2 separate regions of the Homo sapiens genome follow, and region 2 is linked to region 1. Evidence: read pairs that join two places in POLR2A ChIA-PET (ENCODE). Cell type or tissue: MCF 10A. All regions are shown on one strand. Each heading gives the region's core, and the rest is flanking DNA. Links, peaks and the distances in the headings are about the cores only.

Evidence for each region. ChIA-PET counts read pairs that join two places held together with the same protein. Peaks named below come from ENCODE experiments on the same cell type or tissue, not always from the same donor. Only the 100,000 strongest peaks of a DNase experiment are listed, where the experiment ranks them.
Region 2: POLR2A ChIA-PET joins it to region 1 with 6 read pairs; 5 of 35 experiments call an interaction of 5 or more read pairs at or near these places.

Annotation. Positions count from the first base shown.
Region 1 is chr17:31,336,465-31,344,759 of GRCh38, reverse strand. NF1 (neurofibromin 1) reads right to left here. Exons shown (of 58, transcript NM_001042492.3): 41 at 8,287-8,295; 42 at 7,846-8,125; 43 at 7,178-7,392; 44 at 6,880-6,941; 45 at 6,621-6,735; 46 at 5,955-6,056; 47 at 4,115-4,255; 48 at 1,625-1,751. Among named protein-coding and RNA genes, the nearest start is that of EVI2A, 19 kb to the right of the region's middle. In MCF 10A, for the core only: no CTCF peak of the experiment used is centred there; a DNase peak (open chromatin) is centred at 4,259.
Region 2 is chr17:31,270,025-31,278,369 of GRCh38, reverse strand. The region is part of intron 36 of NF1 (neurofibromin 1); the gene reads right to left. It overlaps LOC101927057 (a long non-coding RNA gene), which reads left to right and starts at 4,732. Exons shown (of 2, transcript XR_243788.5): 1 at 4,732-4,793; 2 at 5,605-6,357. In MCF 10A, for the core only: no CTCF peak of the experiment used is centred there; a DNase peak (open chromatin) is centred at 3,959.

The DNA of each region.
Region 1 (8,295 bases), core at 296-8,295:
GCACTTTATTAGCCCAGTTACAATTACTTATCTTGGTATCCTTTAGTAAGGTAGTATTTTTTGAGAAATCCCCATTGACCTTAGAGATTAACACTGTCAATATTTTTTGTAGAAATTTCATAAGAAAGTGAAATCAAATGCATACATTCACAATAGTGGGTGTATGCATATCTCTCTCTCTCTCATAAAAACTGGGAGAATCTCCATGGTCCCTCAAGCCTATGATTTAAATTAATACAAAATTGTTGACTCAAGCTATAGCTTGAATCTCTATTGTGGCCAAATCCACTTCTGAGACCACTGGGGTTCATGCCAGCTCCTTATCCCAGGTCTTACTTTATCCTGCTTTGCTTCTGACCCACCACTACATGCTGTTCTTATTAACTGCAGTCTCTGGCCATGACTGCCCCATGTTAATGAACCAAAGTTAACAAGCTGTGAAGTCAGCAACGGGGAGTAAAACCAGGTTAGGAAGTGAATGAGCGGGCTCTGAGGAATAGCTGGAGATCACTGGCTATAAGCAATATAGAAAGGGGTGAGAATAGGGTGCCAGAAAGGTGATGTACAATGGTATAAAATAATAGTATTAATCAACAATAAACTATAAACAAGTTGAAGAAAATCTGTGATCAAATCTCTTAACATTTTCTAATATAAATTATTCAAATAACACTTAGTGATTTGCAGTCTGTTTCATTTTGAAAATCAGTAAGATACTTAGGTATTGTTACTATTAATATAGCTATTATCAGACTCAGTATGTAGGTTTTTGTAAGAATCAACACTTTTTTTTTTTTTTTTTTAAAGGCAGGGTCTCACTCTGTCACCCAGGCTGGAGTGCAGTGGCACGATCATGGCCCACTGCAGCCTTGACCTCCTGGGCTCAAGTGATTCTCCTTCCTCAGCATCCCAAGTAGCTGGCACTATAGGCATGTGCCACCGCACCTGGCTAATGTTTTTATTTTTTGTAGAAAGGGGGTTTCACCATATTGCCCAGGCTGGTCTCGAACTCCTAAGCTCAAGAGATCCTTCTGCTTTGGCCTCCCAGAGTGCTGGGACTACAGGTGTGAGCCACCATACCCAGCCAGAATAAACTCTTTTGTTTTTCAGGCAAATTTGATATTTGAATTGGAAATGAAGCTCTCTTAAAACACATATTGAATAAAACACAACTCATTAAGACAGATATAGTTTGCATTTATTTATTTATTTTTTGAGACAAAGTCTCACTCTGTTACCTAGGGCTGAGTGCAGTGGTGTGATCACGGCTCACTGTAGCCTCGACTTCCCAGGCTCAAGCAATCCTTCCATCTATGCCTCCTAAGTAGCTGGGACTACAAGCACGTGCCACCATGCCTGGCTAATTTTTAAATTTTCTGTAGAGATGAAGTCTCACTATGTTGCCCAGGCTGGCCTCAAACTCCTAGCCTCAAGTGATCCTCCTGCCTCAGCCTCCCAAAATGTTGGTATTACAGACGTGAGCCACCACGCCTGGCCTAGTTTGCATTTAAAGTAAGACATAAGGGCTAACTTACTTCAATTTATTTCAAGTAATCACTTATTCAAATTACTTCTGGTTTCTTAATAGTACTTCATAAAAATATTCTAAATAAGGCTTTTTTACCTTTTAAAAGGTGTCCAACCAATGCAAAGTTAAAGTTAGAGTTGAAATTGAGTCCAACAAAATGATCCATTTGCTTGCAGTGCCACTCCAGAGGATTCCGGATTGCCATAAATACTTCCTCTGGACTCTATTAAAGATAATCATGAGATGGTTGATGAGGTTCACACAGTAGCTTTCTTTAAAGGCTCACTTAATTTTGTGTTCAATAGTATGACAAGATAAGTAATCCTTTCAATTTGAGAGAAATTATTTTCAGTTGACTGCAGAAAACCACAGAACATTTTAGCTACTACAAATTAACTGGTGCAAGACAGTCAAGCATATAAATAAGAAGATGGTGGAAGATGAAATCACTTTTATTTACAATACAAAATAAATGACTGTCAATTTACATCCCGGTGACTTTTAACATGCTTATTAACTCTGATGCCTAGCATCCAAAGGGCACTAGAATCAATATTAGCTCCCGCTACTGGGCTGTTTTGAAGATGAAAATACCGAGGCAGATGCCCCATTTGCAATGCTCCATTTGCAAATATTCTTTTTTTGAGATGGAGTCTTACTCTGTCGCCCAGGCTGGAGTGCAGTGGCACCACCTTGGCTCACTGCAACCTCCTGGGTTCAAGAGATCTTCCCACCTCAGCCTCCCAGGTCGCTGGAGTTACAAACATGTGCCACCCTGGCTAATTTTTGTATTTTTAGTAGAGACAGGGTGTCACCATGTTGGCCAGGCTGGTCTCGAACTCCTAACCTCAAGTGATCCTCCCAACTCGGCCTCCCAGAGTGCTGGAATTACAAACATGCGCCATTGCACCCGGCCAATTTGCAAATATTCTTAACATATAAATAGCCAACAACTAGATATCGCTGACCACCACTGTCCCAAAACAGTTTTAGAAAAACGGCAATGAGAATTAGGACAGAGGGGTTCTAGTCCCAAAACAGATGTACAAGCATGGGCAAGTTACTTAACTTCTTAGTTCCTTTCTAATTTGCAAAATGGAGGTCTGATTAATAAACTCCATAAGACCTCTTACCTCTAAAATTTTGCTTCTATATTTTTCAGACCCATATCTGTTCCAGGTTCACACTACATCTGGTAGACTGAACTAATAATGTTTAGACCAAGTATCTTTTTACACTTAAAACCATAATCCTGTTCTTTGTACCCACAGTTCAGTTAATTTCACTTCAAGCAAATCTCACTGTATATACACATTCTTTTAAAAACATTCCCCTCTTTTCTCCTAGACCCTTCCCATTTTTATCCAAAGACAAAAGGGACGTAATTTCATACTATTTTATTCTCTCCTCTATTCTCTATGAACTAAAATCCAACCCCAATTAGATCTCCATTTTACAAATTAGAAAGGAACTAAGAAGTAATTTGCCCATGTTCATATATATATACACACACACATGCACACGTGCACACACACACACACACCCCATTAGCACCCCTCCTAACATTTATTAACCTTAATTGGAGTTGGATTTTACATATTTTATGTGTGTACACACACACACACACACACACACACTTTATATATATATATACACATACATTACATATATATGTGTGTATGTAATATATGTATACACACTTTTTTTTGGAGACAGGGTCTTGCTCTGTTGCCCAAGCTGGAGTGCAGTGGCGTGATCTCAGCTCACTGCAACCTCTGCCTCCCAGGCTCAAGCAATCCTCCTACCTCACCTCCCGAGTAGCTGGGATTGTAGGTGCATGCCACCATGCCTAGCTAATTTTTGCCTTTTTTGTAGAGATGGGGTTTTGCAAGTTGCCCAGGCTGTTCTCTAACTCCTGAGCTCAACTGATCCACCTGTCTTGGCCTCCCAAAGTGCTGGGACTACAGGTATGAGCCACCACTCCTGGCCACTAATGGTATATTTTAAAGTAAGATTAGACAGAATAAAAAAACTAGTAAAATTAAGTACCCAAAAGTTTCCTTTAGACTCTCCAACTTCCTTATCTACTATGAATTATACGTATTTTTCATTAAGTGGCATTATTAAGTAAAACTAAGATTACTTTTAGATTATTTCTTCACGTGTGAAATGGGGGGCAGAGAATGCTAACCTTTACCTTAAGGTTATGAAAATTAAAAATAAATGTATAGTGTTTAGCATACGGCCTGGCATGGTAGCTATTAATATTATTACCATGTATTGTTTATGCTCATTCTGTAAGGATGATCATGTATTATTTATCCTTATTCTGTAATTCTACTAGTATTAGGCCAGTACTGTTTTTTTTTTGTTTTTTTTTTTTTGCTATTTTTATGTAAAAAATATGCATTCAAGTTTACATAGTTCTTTATGAGCTGGTAAGGAAATATACTCACAATAAGTTACATTATACAAATTCCTACTTAAGTTATGGACTTCTTGTGATTTTAAAAGAATAGCAACAAGAAAAGATGGAAGAGTACTAAATTTGAGTAATCTAGGAACCTCAAGGCAAAGTTTGCTTACCTTGTCATTGAATATACGGAGACTATCTAAAGTATGCAGGTTTTGTTCAAGAAGTGCGGTACCTGCTGAATACAAGTTGACCTCATCAAGCTGCAGCACAGCCACAGCTACCCAAAAGAGGGCTTTGTGCAGAGGCGAGTCCTGGCAAAGAAGATATGTTTGAGGCTAGTAAGATGAATCATGACATAGTCTCTTTCAAAACACACTGCAGTTAAAAATAAAGCAGCTTATCTTCCTAAATTACCCATGTTTTCTCTTTTGGGGAAGATAAAGATATGAGTAAGCTCTTCACTTTTCCATATGTATAACTAAAGACACTGTTAGCTGGACTGAGAACGTTACTTAGCACCTCCTTTGACTTCTCCCTGTTCTTTGATTTCTAAATCCAGTCACCAAGGTTTGTTGATTCTTCTAGAGTAGTCTCTTTTGTATCTTTTGTCATTTCTTTCTTATTGCTAATGACATTACCACATGCCAACCTTCTTTATTATAAAGGTGGATTCTTTTTACTTCAGTTTCTCCCTACTCCAATCCACTGTGCACACTACCACCAGGAGCTAAGTCCTGCTTTCATCGTATGACTTGTCTGCTTAAAAACTGTACATTTCCAAACTCTTTTGAACAATGCTGAATGTGAGATGAGGTCTATCCAGTCCTCACAACTTTCCCTCTCTCGATTCCTTTGAAAAGCTTCTCCATTACAACTAGAATGTTCTACCCACCTTCCCTCCATTGTCCTGGCATTCTTGTGCAGCTCTCTCCCTTTCTCTCTACCTACATTAACTCCTATGTTTCCCTTTAACTTTATTTTAAACTGTCTTTTCAACTTCTTGTCACTCTTAACCAGTATGGTAATCTCTTGCTGCTCTGAATTAAAAGTATTTATTACTGGCAATCTTTACTTAGCACTGTGATATTAGGGAAAATACATGGACTTTAGAGTCAAATAGTATCACATTAGAATCATGGTTCTTTTATTAGGTATGTGACTTTGGGCAAGTTATTTAGCCCTTCTGAGCTCATTTTCACTTAGAAGATGGGGACCAGAGAACCATTTTGTATAATACAAAATTAGAATGCTTGTAGACAAACCAGGAATATAACAGGTATTATTTCTCTGTTATTTCTCCCAAGTCTGGCATACCTTTGTACTCAAATCACAGAATTAAACCACTTTAGAACTGGATGGTAATACCATGCCATTATCGAATCTTTTTCATTTTATTAATACAAAAACATGATTTCCAGATATCTTAAATATAAAAATGGGATAAGGTCAGACCATCCTAAAACAGTGGCCACTTCATTTTACTCCTTTTAAATATAATCTTCATTTGGCACCCAAACTCTTATGACGATCAAGTATACTTCTCCCAGCTTTAATTTCTCCATAGTAATAATCACTAACATACTACGTATTTTGTTTACTTCATTATCCATTCACTCCCCAACCTCCACACCCACCCCAGAAAGTAAGCTCCATGAAGGCAGTGAGTTTTATGGGCTTTGTTAGTACTCTATCTCTAGCGCCTAAAACAGTACTTGGCAATAGCAGATAATTAATAGTTATAAGATAAAATAATTAAGAATATATACCTATCTTTCCTTTAGCACTGATGAGACCAAAAACTTACAAGCGCTTGAGAACATACTATCCATACTTACTCTTCTTCTAATATGACTACTTCAAACAACTAAACTTTAAGAGGTTCTACTTTAACTATAGTTTTTTCTTTATAACTTATTCTCAATTCATCTTATTTTCTAAACTCTTTGAAAGAAAGTAACATTCAACACTGATACCCAAAATGAATGCACTCATTTTCTATACAGTAATTACCTTATTAAGAAGTGGCTGTAATTTGGTTAGTGCTATTACTGTAGCTTCTATCAGAACTTGACTGTTGTAAGTGTCAGGTCCTTTTAAGCAACTCTCAAGTGCCTTTTAGGAAAACAGAATTTTTTATTTTACTTTCATTGAAATAAAACATTAACTCCTAAACTGAATCTCGGAATGAATTCAGGAACATTTACTTATTTAATAAATGCTAGAATGATTTCTCATGCTATGGTGATCTTGGTAGCTAGCTTAATGTACATTTGTTTTCTTATTTTTTGACATTTCTACATTATAAGAGTCAGACATTATTATAGTAATTACAAATTAAATAATTTTATGCAAGGCTATAGTCTTACCATATAATTAAATGCTTTGAAAACTGGTAAAATACTAAGTGTACCTGCTTAGCAAAAGAGGCAACATATTTTATTTTAAAGACATCTTCCTTAATGAAGTAATCAGAGTTTACATATAAAGACAGCTTCTTTAGAGAAGACTTCTTCAAAGAATTACAATAAATAATCAAAATACATTTTAAAGGCTTAATAAGTAACATATAAGATATTTCATTGACCTCAAATTTAAACGTCTTTTAGAAAAATGAAAGATATGCTTTACAACTTGAGAACCATAAATATTTGGGAGAAGTGAGGGCGGAACAGGTACCTTGCTAAGAATACGGATTATCTGCTTTATCTGCCCATGAGACACTCGTTTGCTAATACACCCAAAGACAACAAGAGCTCTTGGTTGCAGGGATGGATTATATTGGAATGCAAATCTGCAATTAAAAGATCCACAGAACTTATAAAAACCTTTGTGTTTATATATACTAAATAATAAATTATAACATTGATCATACAGTAATAGCTGTATTTTCAACAATATGCATATTTTTACAACTTATATTTAATTTAGGACATACCTTTGAGCTAGTTCTGTCCACTGGTCCAGCCACTTGCACGTTGGAATATCTCTCATGCATGCCTAAAAAAGGGGATACTCTGAATACATATTGTACATAAATGTTTTTAGAACTGTTTAAATAATGTTTATTATGATGTCATTAAGTGACCTGTTACCAATAACACAGTCCATGCAAGTGTTTTTATTTAAGCATTAAGTACAAAATAGCACAATAAACCAATATTTCTTCTATATAGTATTAACATATTTTTAAAAAAAGATTTTAACTTAGTTTCTTATCATTTTGGCTTCTATACCTCCATGATCTCCAACAAAGCTTCTGTGACTGTTTCCAAGGATGTCAAAGCAAAAGTCTCTCTCTCATAGGAGCCAGGAGAGAATGACCTGTCCCGGTAACTGGAACGGAAGGCAATGACAGCAGCTGACTTGACTTTGCTAATGCCAAACAGCAAGTAAAATTTGGGTAATGAGAACTCTGTCAGACTGAGTCTCAAAACTTGCTTGGTCTCTTCTGTAAGAGAATAAAGGAACAAGTAAAGACAGAAAATATTACTTTTTAATTTCTAAAGTTCCATGTTTCATTTTGAATTTAGAAAATTTGAATACCATATAAAAATTACATAATCATGTTCCCTAAATCAAACCTCTAGATACATTGTATTAATGCTCCTTGCTTCATTTATCTACAAATTAGTGCTGGTAACTGAACATGGTCAACTGGCACTGAGTATTCCGCTTATGGGATAACTCTACATGACAAGTATGCATAGAAAATCTTTACTATAGCTTGATATGGAATGGAAGTAATTTATTTTCTTTTTGGTAATATTTCATGTCATTACTGGAGGCTTAAATTAGCAACTTGGTGTTAGAGCACAAACATAAATAAGATAATCTATATTGATCAGGTGAAGTAAAATGGAGAAAGGAACTGGTAAACACAAATTCCTTTCCTAGAACTTACCACTAAAATGAAGCTGTGAACAAGTACACAGAGAGTGAATGATATTAATGACCAGTCCATGTGTGGAAGCTCTAAGGGAGAGCGGACCTGTGGCTACTAAGAAAGTAACAACGTGGAAGAGGTAGGGAAGATGAGCTGCCACATCAAGGGAATTGTTGAAGGACAGCATCAGCATGTAGCGTGCTAAAATAGCAATATCATCCCACATAAGATGTTGTTCTAAAGTAGGAGTTGGAGATAAGCATGTCTTGTCAATTATTTTGCACATCCTTCCAATAACCTGTAAAGAAGCAGGATTTTTTTTTTTAAAAAAAAAAACATGGGACTCAAAGTTTTAGCACAAAAAAGTTCAGTTTAATTTAAAAGTAATTACAAAACAAAAAACCTCCTGATGATAAAACAGATATGCTATAGTACAGAAGGCAAAAGAAAAGTGATTACCTTGCTTGA
Region 2 (8,345 bases), core at 102-8,101, 66 kb after region 1:
AAGGGAAAACTGGACCTGTTTCTAAAGTAAAATATTAAAACTGCAATTTGAAATTCTCAAGAAAGTGCTATATGAAATTTATGATCATTCTCATCATTTTCAGAAATTACTTTTTTCCATTTTCTTAAGAATTTTGGAAGAATCAATACGTGAGGGAAGACAGTTCTGGAAACATTTCAAAAACAGATCAACGGAAAGTAATGTAAGTATATAAAGAAAGACACAATTTTTTAACTTAATTTTTGTTTTTTAGAGACAAGGTCTTGCTCTGTTGCTCAGGTTAGGGTATCCATAGCTCACTGTAGCCTTGAATTTCTGGGCTCAAGCAATCCTCCTACATCAGCCTCCTGAGTTGCTGGGACTATAGCTCACATCCCACCATGCCTGGTGATTTTAGGAAGATGATACAGTGTACATACAGCTTGTAGCAATTAAGGTTCTAGCAGGAAACAGGTGGCAAATTCAAACTGAGATATTAGAGATTATGTATAAAGGAGAAGGCAGGTTTTAAGGAAACTCTTAAGAGACAGTGTGATACTACACCTGAAGTAGTGAGTGCAGGAAGCAGTTAGCAGAAAGCAGACACAGAGTAGGTTGTGTGGAGAGGGTCACCCAACAAAAACCATACTGCATGGATGGATGTAGCCAGCCCACTGGGACCCTGCAGAAACGGAGCCAAAAATATATACCTCCTAACCTTACTCTCTTTCTTCTCCCTAATCTTCCGCTTGTATTCCCTATGGGCCAGCTGAAAGCCAGAAAGGAGGGGAGCCCAATGATACCCTCTACACAGGTCAGCCTCTTAGGGTACACAGCAGGGTAAAGAACAGAGTGGATTTGAAGAGGCAAAGGCAAGATGTCCAGCATGTAGTTATGTTAGTCAGCACGAACTAATTTCTGTCACAAATAATCCCAAAATATCACTGGCTAAGACAACAAAAGTTAATTTCTCTTAAATCATGCTTTCTAATGGTTTTACCATCTTCTGGCGTCTTGGAGACCCCCTCCACTGAACCGTCTGTTTCTAGTAGGCGTTGATAGAAGAAAGCAAGAATGGAAGATTGGTGAGAAGTTAGACATCAGGCTTAAAAATCATATACAGTTGACCCTTAAACAACATGGCTTTGAACCATGCTGATCCACTTATACAGAGGTTTACTTCCACCTCTGCCAGCCCGGGGACAGTAAGACCAATCCCTCTTCTTTCTCCTCCACCTACTCAACATGAAGATAAAGAGGATGAAGACCTTCGTGATAATCCACTTCCACTCAGAGAACAGTAAATATATTTTCTCTTCCTCATGATTTTCTGGGTAACAATTTCTTTTCTGGAGCTTATTTCACTCTAAGAATATAGCATATACAACATTTAACTTACAAAACATGTTAATCTGTTTATGTTATCAAAAGGCTTCCGATCAACAGTCTTATTAGTAGTTTAGTTTTTGGGGAGGCAAAAGTTATACGTAGATTTTCCATTGCGTGGAGATTCAGTGCCCCTAACCCCAGTGTTGTTCAAGGGTCGATTGTACATCATTGGAACTGACATTTTACTGGCCAGAACTCAGTCAGATGGTACCACCTAACTATCAGAATGCTAAGAGTGGTATGGTGCTGTGCCCAGAAGGAAGAAGAGAAACATGAATATGCTAAGTACTATTCTTATCATGTATTATGTAACACTCCAGTAGAAAATGGAACAGCACCCCAAAATCAATCTCATCAATATTTCTGCAGCGCAACATTAATATCCACACTAAGTGAAACAAAGATAGCTAAAAACCTCCCATCTATGCAGATAAGGCATTTGCACCAAATAAATTTTGGTGTCAAACTTTTTTATTTTTTGATAAAACTTAAGGTTTTTGGAGGATTTGGGGTTTCAGATTACAGACAAGGGATTATGAATGTGCATTATGATCCACATTGTACAAATGAAGAAATCTTCTCAAAACAGCAGCCAGGAAAGTAGAGATGAAAGTTAAACTCAAGCCTGTGCCTTCCAAATTTATGCTAATGTGAAGGGAAAACTGCAAATAACCAAATAACTCTTACTTTAGACATCATTAATGATACCAGCCCTCCGACATGGAGAAACAGGAGGTATTTCAATGAATTCCAATACTTATTGTGCCCCTTTTTTTTTTTTTTTTTTTTTTTTGAGATGGAGTCTTGCTCTGTCCCCCAGGCTGGAGTGCAGTGGTGCGATCTCAGCTCACTGCAACCTCCACCTCCTGGATTCAAGCGATGCTCCTGCCTCAGCCTCCCAAGTAGCTGGGACTACAGGCGCATACCACCAAGCCTGGCTAATTTTTTGTATTTTTAGTAGAGATGGGGTTTCACCGTGTTAGCCAGGATGGTCTCCATCTCCTGACCTCGTGATCTGCCCACCTCGGCCTCCCAAAGTGCTGGGATTACAGGCATGAGCCTGTGTCCTATTCTTTATAACTGGCCCTGTGTCCTATTCTTTATAAACACTCACTATATTAGAAGCTAGAGGGAATAGAAGGAATAAGAGGTGGTATCTTACCACAAAAAAAGCCAGAATATGGTGGAAGATTTAGTTTCTTTAGTGAAAATGAGACTCTGATCAAAGTATAAAGTACTAAAATGACTGATTCTGACGTGAAGAATTAGGGAAGGATCGTATAAAAGGTGCTGACATGAGTGGAGCTTGAAGAAACAACACAATTTTGAATGAGGAAAGTACAGTAGTACCCCCTTAACTGTGGGGGATATGTTCCAAGACCCCTCAGGGATACCTGAAACCACAGAATTACAGTATTGAACCCAATATATGCTGTGTTTTTCTCCTATACAGAAATACCTGTGATAAAGTTTAATTATAAATTAGGCACAGTAAGAGATTAAAAACAATAATAAAATAGAAGTTATAGCAATATACTACAATAAAAGCACATGCACATGGCATCTCTCTCAAAATATCTTATTGTACTATACTCGCCCTTCTTGTGATGATGTGATATGACACAATGCCTATGTGATAAGATGAAGTGGGTTGACTAATGCAGCACTGTGACACAGTGCTAGGCTACTATTAACCTCATGATACATCCAACTTATGTTTATTTCTGGAATTTTCCATTGAGTATTTTCAGACCATGGTGGACCATGGGTAACTGAAACTATGGAAAGTGAAACTTAGGATAAGAGGGGGCTATTATTACACTTTGGGCAAGTTGGGGAGGCTGCACAAAGATACAAAGTTGGTGGGTATTTGAAGACCTGAATAATGGCAAATTGACTATTGTTTGTTTGGGAACATTTGAGTACTAAATAGAATTTAAATTTTACTTAATCATCATGAAGAGGCCTGGAGAGCTTAAGATAAATAAGAAAGAGAAGATAATGAGAAATCCAGTGTTGGAGAAACATTTGGCTAGGTGATGATACAATTAACCAAGAGATTATGAGAAGAATATATCTAGATACAAAAATAGGAAGGAGAAAACACTAACTTCTGAATTTTAAACAAGTTGAGACTGAGGTGTTTGAAGCATCAATAAAGAGTTGTGTAAGTGTAGTACTCAAAAGGTCAAGATTAGAAAAATAGAATAAGTCACAGTTTGCTCAAGTTCGAAACATTACTATTACTATTACTATTACTATTACTATTACCAACTATATACCCCCCAAAGAAATCCACAGAATGAGCAAGTGAGCAGAGAGAGGACAATGACAAACTCCTGTAAATTACTGCAGTACTCCGATTCATAATATCTACTCTGGTTGCCAAGTAGTTTTTTTTTGTTTGTTTACTTCTTAGATCTGACCACATTAACCTCCAGTTAAGTGAAGTTATTATATGTACCATATAAATAAGATTTACCAAGCATGGTTCTATTCATGGTTTATTCATTCAGGGGAAAAATGATCTTCACAGCACAGTAAAACAAGTGAGGAACATGTACTGGCTTGTACTTCTGCCATTTATGTTGCAATTTCCTTGTATGTCAACACCATTGTTCACAGTCCTGCAATTTTTAAAGTGTGCTGGCCAATATGATGAAAACATTAGCAGAATACAACCCAATTTCCCTATATGCTAGTTATCATGGAAAACGGCTGACCAAAAGACAAAATTCCTTCAAAAAATTTACTTTATGCACTTCAAGGTGACTGGTTTAATACATTAAAAAACCATACACAAACACACAAAAGTTTGTAAACTCAGTATGAAAAAGTATCACTTTCATATGTAATCCTTTTCTTAAGTTTCATATTAATGAAGTTTAACTTCTTTTCTAAGGTTACTTTATTTACCAAAAATTAAATACCTGAAATGTTGTATTACTGAATTATTTTTTAAACTTCAAAATAACCATGGGTAGAAACTGCCCTATAAACATATGTACAGATGTTCTAAGGAAAACGCAGACACCTTTAATACACTTACTTGGTTTAAAATCATAATAATCACAGCAGGCAAAATAGTAAATTCATCTAGTTAGAGTCAATCCAGTGAAGCAATTCATTAATGTATACATGGTAAGAGGAATAACAAATGCTATTCACTGGATTCTTTAAATTAGCAAGCAGATTTTAGAACTTTATTTGAATTCTTTAATCTCTGCCAAAGTCTATCTGTTTATATGTAGTTGTCTGGAAACACTCAGTTGGATACTTCCAAAGAGCAAATGGCAGGTCAAGTTTAGAACACATGACTTCCTCACTAATTATATTTAAATAGCATGCAGTGAGTGAGAAATCAGATTCCCCATAGACGCTGGAGAAAGACTGAATTCTTACTCTTCAAAGAAAAATATCAAAAGGTAACATTAATTTGAAATGTTCTCAATTACATATTAGAGCCAAATGTAACTTTTAATATATATGTTAGAGTTCTACAGTTAAAATTTGGGCTTTAAGTCACAGACTTAAGTTCTAGCTTGGGTCATTTTTAGATATGCACCCTCAGGTAAGTTATGCCCCTTGTCTGAGCCCATTTGCAAAATGAAGGAGTTGGTTTTGTTCATTTCTAAATCTTAAAACTATGAACTTCTCTAGTTTGTTATTGTTGTTGTTGTTGTTGTTAATGAAGAAAACCTCATCCCAGCACTGGGGAAATGCTTTGGTTTAACCTCTTTAGTCTTTGGGTAAATATTTAGAAGTAATATCCTAATTTGTGACCTAAACTAAAACCTTAAATTGTTGGAATAAAGGTCATGAGAAATCAAGAAAATACCAATATTTATTTCATTATTTCTTTTGTTGCTCTACTGTCCCAAATTGCCTCTCAGTCTTTGCCCCTACCCTACTCTATACTGATCTCAAGCCCCCATATTTATTGCATTGAATGTCTAGAGTTTTATTTTTTTCCTTTTTTAAATAGAAAAATGCCAATTAAGCTCTTTTTCAGTCTTGGGATTGTTTTTGCCTTCAGTTGGTAGCCCTCAATAGAAAATAGGTCTTGTGTCAGCAGATGTTGACAACAAAGAAAGGGAAGCTTTTAATTTGTTCACTAATAGTGAAAAAGCAAACATTTACATAACACAAATGTACTGATAAACACAATTAAGGATATATGCTTGCCTATTTGTGATCCAAGTGTTCAATTAAAATTATATAATTATTGTGAAACAGAGGAGGATGATGTTCAAGCTATCACCGATTGGCCTGCTCTTCATGTTTGTTAACATTCCGGGGACAAACTTCAACATCAACAACCTCAAATTCTATGGCAGTATCCAATCCTGCGTCAAGCCTGAATCCCGGGACCAGACCTAATCCCAGGAAGAGCACCAATCCCAGAATGAACCCCAATCCTGGGATAAGCCCAGATCTCAAAATGACCTCGAGTCCCAAGATGACTCCAAATTCCAAGACAAGTCTGAATAGAGCAGTGACCCCAAAGAGCCACAACTATGAATATGAATACTGTGACAAATGGTAGCACCAATCCTGGGACAAGCCCAAATCTCAAAATGACCTCAAATCCCTAGATGACTCCAAATTCCAAGACAAGTCTGAATACAGCAGTGACCCCAAAGATAGCCACAACTATGAATATGAACACTGTGACAAATGGTAGCACCATACTCAATCCAATGGACAACATTTATTTTCTATGTAATATTTTTGCTGTTTTGTGTATACTTGCACTCAGGCTGAAGTGAACTTCAACTGCCTGCATTCTTATCTCAGTTTCTTATTATTGCTGAATGACAAGCATGCTAGGAAAATATCATTTATTTCAATTTACTATTTAAGAAATTATCATCTTGATTTTTTTTTGCAAATTATAATTGTGTACGTTTAAATATTAACTTAATATGATGTTTTCCTTCCATATGAAAGAAGTATGCACTACCTTATTAAATGCTGAAACAAGCAAAATACCATGTTTGCCTTTTAAATGTTTGCAAAACTGAACCAAAACTCAGATATTTATATTAAAGGTGTAAGAGAAGAAATTATGTAGGTGGGGTGTGTGTGTGTGTGTGGTGTATGTGAGAGAGAGCACACACATGAGAGTGAGAGAGCGAGTGAGCAACAGTGACAGAGAGATGAAGGATAGGGGATAGGGGATAGAGGATGGGGGTGTGGGATAAGGAGTGGTATGGGGGAAGTTGTTTTTGTATTTTATTTTTATTTTTTTGAGACAGAGTTTCACTCCTGTTGCCCAGGCTGGAGTGCAATGGCATGACCTCAGCTCACTGCAACCTCCACCTCCTGGGTTCAAGCAATTCTCCTGCCTCAGCCCCCAGAGTAGCTGGGATTACAGATGCCCACCACCACGCTCGATTAATTTTTTGTATTTTTAGTAGAGGGGTTTCACCATGTTGGCCACGCTGGTCTCAAACTCCTGACTTCAGGGGATCTACCCGCCTTGGCTTCCCAAAGTGCTGAGATTACAGGTGTGAGCCACCATGCCCGGTCTATATTTTATTTTTTATTAAACAGACAAAAAATGCTAATCTGATAAACTAAAGCGCTCTACAAAATAACACATTCATCTGTATTAACATATTTCATGAATGTGTTAATAGTAATATGTCATTTCGCTAAGAAAAGGTGCCAATTCTGCTAACCTTTGTAATGTATAATGATATTGCGCCAATGACAAGATTATCTTATATTGAGTACACTCTTGTCTTATGTTTCAAAAAACCATTTGTAAATCAGATGCCTGGAATCGAGAACTTATTTTCCCCAGAGTAATATATCTCATAACTGTTGGTTAGGTTTTCATGCTCATCTACAAAGATTTACCCAAGCATACAATTATAATAGTAATAAGCATGTAATTAATAGTGCATTTGTTAAGAGCTTTGGCTTAGGTTTGAAACCGAATTCTGATTCTTACTAGTTGTGCTACCATGAATTAAGTACATGACCCAGTGAGATTCCCAAACTTTAGTAATAAATGAAACACTTGGAGTGCCTGTTAAATATATAAATAAGGCCCTGCCCCTGAGATTTTGGTTTGGAAATGGGGGCTGGGGATATGTTTGTTTTAATGTTCCAGATCATTCTGATAGCCATGTTTGGGTTTCAGTTTATACGTACGTCAATTAATTGTTAATAATATCTCAGAAGGTTATTATGTAGATTAAATGAGAAATTATGTAATATGCACAGTTTCCTGATGCAGAGAAAGCACTTAGGAAATGTTAGCTATTATCATTATTTACTACTACCACCCAAAAAGCAATTGCCAGGTATCACAATATTCCTAAGAGGAAAACTCTTCTTTGTAACTTGGGGTTTTTGTTTTGTTTTGTTTTAATGTATTCTTTCAGAGAAGGCCTCACTCTGTTGCCCAGGCTGGAGTACAGTGGTGTGATCTCGGCTCAATGCAGTCTTGACCTCCCAGGATCAAGTGATCCTCCCACCTCAGCCTCCTGAGTAGCTGGGGCTACAGGTGTATGCCACAATGTACGGCTGATTTTTGTATTCTTCCGTGGTGACAGGGTTTCACCATGCTGCCCAAGCTGATCTCAAACTCCTGAGCCCAAGTGATTTCCCCGCCTTGGCCTCCCAAAGTGCTGGGATTACAGGTGTGAGCCACCTTGCCCGGCCACTTTGGGGTTTTATATTTTTAATTATTCTTACAAAAACAATATATGCTCCTGGCAAGCCAAACAACATAGAGATAGATAACAGAAATATTAAATTGGTCCTCTATCTCCTCCAATCACACTTCTGAGATAAGCAATGTGAACAGTTAATATGTATACTTTCATACATTTCTCAGTCTACACATACACATGTGCAGGTGCACACACACACTGTCGTGTACCTTGTAAGGTAAGTGTCAGAGTCATCTTTCTGGGCCTTTTTAAAGCTGGATGTAGAGGACTTCTGCTACTTCTGCCTGCCCA